Regions from separate parts of the Homo sapiens genome. Here region 2 is linked to region 1. Evidence: chromatin loops called from intact Hi-C (ENCODE). Cell type or tissue: GM12878. All regions are shown on one strand. Links, peaks and the distances in the headings refer to the core of each region. The heading gives the core; the rest is flanking DNA.

Evidence for each region. Hi-C counts contacts between places; a loop is a spot of excess contacts. Peaks named below come from ENCODE experiments on the same cell type or tissue, not always from the same donor. Only the 100,000 strongest peaks of a DNase experiment are listed, where the experiment ranks them.
Region 2: it touches region 1 in a loop (5-fold over the local background); 3 of 110 quality-filtered maps call a loop at or near these places.

The regions. Positions count from the first base shown.
Region 1 is chr18:9,943,604-9,946,520 of GRCh38, reverse strand. The region is part of intron 4 of VAPA (VAMP associated protein A); the gene reads right to left. Among named protein-coding and RNA genes, the nearest start is that of VAPA, 31 kb to the right of the region's middle. In GM12878, for the core only: no CTCF peak of the experiment used is centred there; no DNase peak of the experiment used is centred there.
Region 2 is chr18:9,868,644-9,871,560 of GRCh38, reverse strand. No RefSeq gene overlaps it. Among named protein-coding and RNA genes, the nearest start is that of TXNDC2, 16 kb to the left of the region's middle. RefSeq lists an enhancer at 1,375-1,534 and a cis regulatory region at 1,241-1,843. In GM12878, for the core only: no CTCF peak of the experiment used is centred there; a DNase peak (open chromatin) is centred at 1,440.

The DNA of each region.
Region 1 (2,917 bases), core at 171-2,670:
TACACTAACACTAACACTAACTAATGAGCTATTAAAAAAAAAAAATCACACAAAAAAAAACTCATAGTGTTTTAAGAAAGTTTACGAATTTGAGGTGGGCCGGATTCAAAGCCATCATGGGCCACGTGTGGGCCGCAGGCTGCAGGTTGAATAAGCTCAGTGTAGATTGTTTCGATACACAAATACTTACCATTGTAGTACAGCCACAGGCTATACAAGTCTGTAGCCTAGGAGCAAAAGGCAATACCATATATAGGTTTTTGTAAGTACACTCTATGATGTTTATACAACACATCACCTAACAACACATTTCTCAATATATATCCCCATCCTTAACAGATGCATGACTGTACTTCTGTATTCTTTTTTAACCATCAGAATTTCAGTTCTAATATCCCAAGTATTTTTACTGGGGGTTAATTAGAAAAAGAGGGAACTAGGAATTGGAAATACAAGAAAAAGTTTGCAAAGAAGCCTTGGGAAGAACAAAGGAGATAAAAGACATAAACGTGGGCCTACATTCTTACAACTAACAGGAGTGATGGATAAAAACGCACATAAAGGGAGTTAAAAGGCTAAAGTCAAGAGTACTGTCATAAACCGAGAGAGGCAAAATTAAGGTCTTAACCTATGAATTAAGAGACAGGATTTAAGTAACAAAGTTACCTGAAGTTTTTTTTTCCCACTCTAAACAGCCAATTTACTGTTTCTTTAGGATCATGACTCCCAGAAGTAAATAATTCCCAATCACAAAAACAAAAAATTATTAAACATTTAGATAATTTTTTAAAGCCTTAGTATGCATATCATCTGCAAAACCAAATCAAAGTATAAACAATCTGTTAAAACTGTGGGGTTGCCACATGTGGTGGCTCACGCCTATAATCCCAGGACTTTGGGAGGCCAAGGCAGGTGGATCACCTGAGGTCGGAGTTTAATGAGACCAGCCTGGCCAACATGGTGAAACCCCATCTCTACCAAAAAAATACAAAAATTAGCCAGGCATGGTGGCACGTGCCTGTACTCCCAGCTACTCAGGAGGCTGAGGTGGGAGAATCCCTTGAACCGGGGAGGCAGAGGTTGCAGTGAGCTGAAATTGTGCCATGCACTCCAGCCTGGGTGACAGAGCGAGACTCCATCTCAAAAAAAAAAAAAAAAAAAAAAAAAAAAGAGTATATTCCCCAAATCTCAAAGAAAAAAATTACAGCAACTTCATAATGTTCACACTTATACTGTCCTGCTCACTATATAGATTTTAGTTAAGTTCAGAAGTTTTTTAGAACAGAATAGTTTGTATGCATGATTTTTAAGTGCTTTGTAGTTTTATTGTAATTTTAGGCATAGTTCAATTCTATCTACTTCATACAACATACTCACAATACCACTTATCTGCTAGGTATCTACATTAACTTAACCATTGACACTAGTAGACTCCTAAGTCTGTTAACTCCCTATAACAAACCTTCTGTTTCTCCTGTTTCAACACACTGAGTCCCCTGGGGTCATCCTTCGTGTGATAACTGGCAGGTGTTGCAACTGTGTTGTTGATGCTGCTCATTGAAGTGACAGTCGGAGCATTCCCTGGTGGAGTTATACCCTGAGATGGCATGGGAAACATATTCTCAGATTCTCACCGAACTCTGATTTCTTCTGCATGATATTGGGAATGACTGACACAGAAAGCATTAGGCTCTAAACATTAACACTTTATAAAAATGCATTAATGCATAAGAAACAATACTAATAATAGCTATGTTAAAGCAAAAGTAGTTTCTGAACTCGCTTTTTGTATTTCCCAAACAAAATTAGTTATAATCTACTTGCATTACATGCACCTATTAAATGTACATACTTTATTAAAATTTATGCCAGCCTTACATTGTTTTAAAATGAATACCATCTAATTCTTTGTGGCTTTTAATGTTTACTAATTAATAATTGTCAATAATCTGAAAAACAAGCACTTGTATGTCTTCTTATCTTTGATAACACTCAATCTGAACAATTTCATAAACCTCTCTTGTACTTAAAGCCTATCCCCCAATACACTCACTCTCTCACACACATCCCAGGCCAATAAACACTTAAAGACTCATATAACCATTAAGTCCATAGTTCTCTTCCTTTCTTTTCAAATTCCTTTAATAGATAAAATACTGTATTATACAAACAGGTGGGAAAGGGATTCCCTAATTATACTTACTGATACCCCATTTGTTCTGTCTCAACAGAAAATAATGTATATTCAACCATTTTATGATAAGACCCCTGAAATCCCTTTATAAGACCCCTGAAATCCCTGTTCTTTACAGCCCCTCAGTCTTCATTTAAAAAAAATCAGTATTTTTTTCTAGAAAATATGTCACCTTCAAGGTCAGGCGCGGTGGCTCACGCTTGTAATCCCAGCACTTTGGGAGGCCAAGGCGGGCGGATCACAAGGTCAGGAGATTGACACCACGGTGAAACCCTGTCTCTACTAAAAATACAAAAAATTAGCCAGGCGTGGTGGCGGGCACCTGTAGTCCCAGCTACTCGGAGAGGCTGAGGCAGGAGAACGGCGTGAACCCGGGAGGCGGCGCTTACAGTGAGCCGAGATCGCGCCACTGCACTCCAGCCTGGGTGACAGAGCGAGACACTGTCTCAAAAAAAAAAAAAAAAAAAAAAAAAAAAAAAAAAAAAGGGAAATATGTCACCTTCAAATGTCAGATGGAGGACATAAATGAAATGCAATACATTTAAGAAATTTAGAAAATGTCAGAGTTAAGGCCTCAAAAATTTTTTAGAAGTGAACACAAAGAACTGAATAGGTCATAAAACTTCAAAAATAATAAAACCACATTTGATCCTTAAAAAATAACCACTACCACTAATTGGACATTACGTATATACAGAGCTGACAATCCAAACAGAGCTAATA
Region 2 (2,917 bases), core at 204-2,703, 75 kb after region 1:
ACGATTTGACCCTAACTTATAGGCTAACCTGCTGCCCCCAATTCTATGGTGACTCTGATTCCTCCTGGGGAGATCCAGGAAAGCCTCCTAAAATTGCTTCCCAGCCTCCGACGCAGGGTGGTATATTGCCAGGCAGAGAGGAGCAAAGATGGATGGCCTTCCAGTTAGGAGAAAGCAACCAGGGTGTGATGTGGGCAGGAGCAGGGACCCTGGGCAGCGATGGGGCCAGGATGGAGGCTGGGCTAAATGAAAGGGGCATTTCACCACAGGTTACAGAGTTGCAATTTTACTTAATTTGCAATAAGAGACTCACAGAAAGTTTTCAGGAAATGATACGATTTGCTGTGTACCTACATCACTCACTGCTAGCATATTCTATGCTAGCTCTGAGAGCCAAAGATAACAATCAAAGAGATCTACTGAGAAACTATCACTATAATCAAGATAGAACATATCAAAAGCCTATGCTAGGACAGTGGAAAGAAGGAAAAAAGGTTTGAGAAACTCAGAAATAGAATTTCCATGGTTTGGTCAGTGCTTGAAAGGAGCTGAAACTGGCTCTCAAATTTGAAGCCTGAGCCTCTGAGAGAATGAATGCAGCGCAGGAATGGCATTGTTAACAAGGTGCAACACTATTTGCATGCAAGAGGGGACTTCAGTACACCCATTCCGCAGCTGGAAATCAAGCTCTGATCTCTGGAAAGCAGTCAGGCTAGACAACAGTGTAGAAGCCAGACACCCAGAGGCAATAGTTGAAGCCATAAAGTTGGATGAAATCAGAAGGAAGGTGTACTGAGGAGAAATAGGAACACACGTTTGCAGGAAGTACCTGCATTTAAGCTCTAAGAAGAGCCAGCAAAGGAAAATGAAAAGGGCAGTAAAAGAAGTGCAGAAACCACAGAACCAGCTTCTGGGCTGGAGAAGGAGGGTCCAGGAGGGAGAGAGGGGCCCACAGCTTCACCTGCCCTCTGAGAGTGGAGAGTGGAAAGAGGGGATAGGCTTTGAAAGTGCAGAGCTGGGGGAGGGACTGAATTCAGGCGAGCAGTGACTAGATGATCAAGTGAGTACATCATGATTCTCATTTAAGAATTTCTTTAGTGAGAAGGGAAGAGAGGGTGGCTTGGAGGAGGAAAAAAAGACAGCTGATCAAAACTAGAGAAGATTTATGCATATAGGTAGGTTGATGGGAGGGGTAAAACAGTGCATGGGTGATTTTAAGATGAAAATAAAAACAAATAAGCAAAAAGCTTGGGGCGTGCCTTAGCAATGAGAGAAAAAGCACGCACACATCCAGAGAGAAGTGAAGTGAAGGAGAACCGAGAAAGCTGCCACCTATGGTCTGCCAGGCCCACCTGGGGACACCAGTTTGGGCACTGGGTTCTCAGAAGCTAATTCAGGGCATCGGGCCCTACAAAGTCAAGATGGCTGGACCTTGATGCATGAGTCATTTCAAAAAAGCCGGTTAAGAACTTCACTGAGGGTTGAGTAATGGTTTCAACATCAAGGTCAGGGACACAGAAAAGATAAATGAAGCTGCCCAAACGGTAGGGTCAAGGAGAGTCACCCCAGCAGTTTTGGATCAGACCTTCCCATCAAAGCAGCAAGTCTCCTTTAATTGGGTGATTCAGCATTTCCAGCCTGAGCTGGTTAACCCTTAACTCCCCTGTCAAAACTTCCTCTTGAGATGCAACAATGGGTTTTGGAATAGGACATAGGACGGACCTCCGCATGAATGCACTTGCCCTCCTTATGTCCCTTAAGCTCTCCATGCTCCTTCTGTAAAAGGAGAACAATTTCACATCTATCTCAGATTTGTTTTGCGGATAAAATGAGATACAGTTTGAAAGTAGCTCCTGGGAAATTTTCATTAATCATGGATCTCCTTTTCTTCATTCTTTTATTATGTGCAGCACTTATAATGAGAGGAAAGAAAGGAGAAAACAGTAGTAGCTGATCTTTGACTTTTGTCTCTCTTGATCAGAAAGTCTTGGGTAATTTACTTAACCTTCTGTGTCTGGGTTTCCTCACTTGTAAAGTGGAGATAATAGTGTCTGCCTCATAAAGGCTGTTGTAAAGATAAAAAGAGATAATATGATGTAAAGCCCCTAGAACTGTGTCTGGCACATAGCAAGCCCCTGTATTCATGTTGGCTGTTACTGTTTTTGAGCGCTTGCTTGGTGCCAGGGCCATAACAATTCTTCTGTAGCATAAACCCCATGGCTCCACTTGGGAGGCACCATGAGTGTGTCACCTTCCATGTGAATAGCATTCCCAAGAGCTGCCTGGGGCTCCCCGTGTGAAAGCCTCATCACACACACCCTCTCACTCGGTCCTCAGGACACACCTGAGGGTAAATACCACACGCTGACAATACTTTATACTCTGGGGGCAGATGTTTTCAGAACTCAGAACTTTGGATTTTACAAAGTAACATAGTATATCTATCACAGAACATTCCAGCAGTCAGCGGGAGGATCCTATCATGAAACACAGTAGTATTTCTGCAGCTAGATATACAAATACTCACTCCTGGTTGGATAAATAACTATTATAAAGAGCATCACGTCAGTTCAGGTTTGGTCCTGCTGCCAAATGAGTCCATGTCAAACTCAGGAAAAAAAAAATCTGTTTACAAAGCTTTTGGATTCTAGAAGTGTGTATGTGTGTGCATATGAATTACTACCTGCATTTTGCATATGAGGAAACTGAGGCTTAGAGGGACCAATCTGCCAACGGTCTCACTGCCAGCAGATTACAGAGCTGGGAGTCAGACATGAGTGGTCTGACTCCAGATGTCTTAATCTGCACACTGCATTGCCTCCCAATAAAAGAAAAAGGAACAGAACAAAAAAGAATACAGCAACTAAAAACCACAATGAGATAACATCTCACGCCAGTCAGAATGGTGGTTATTCAA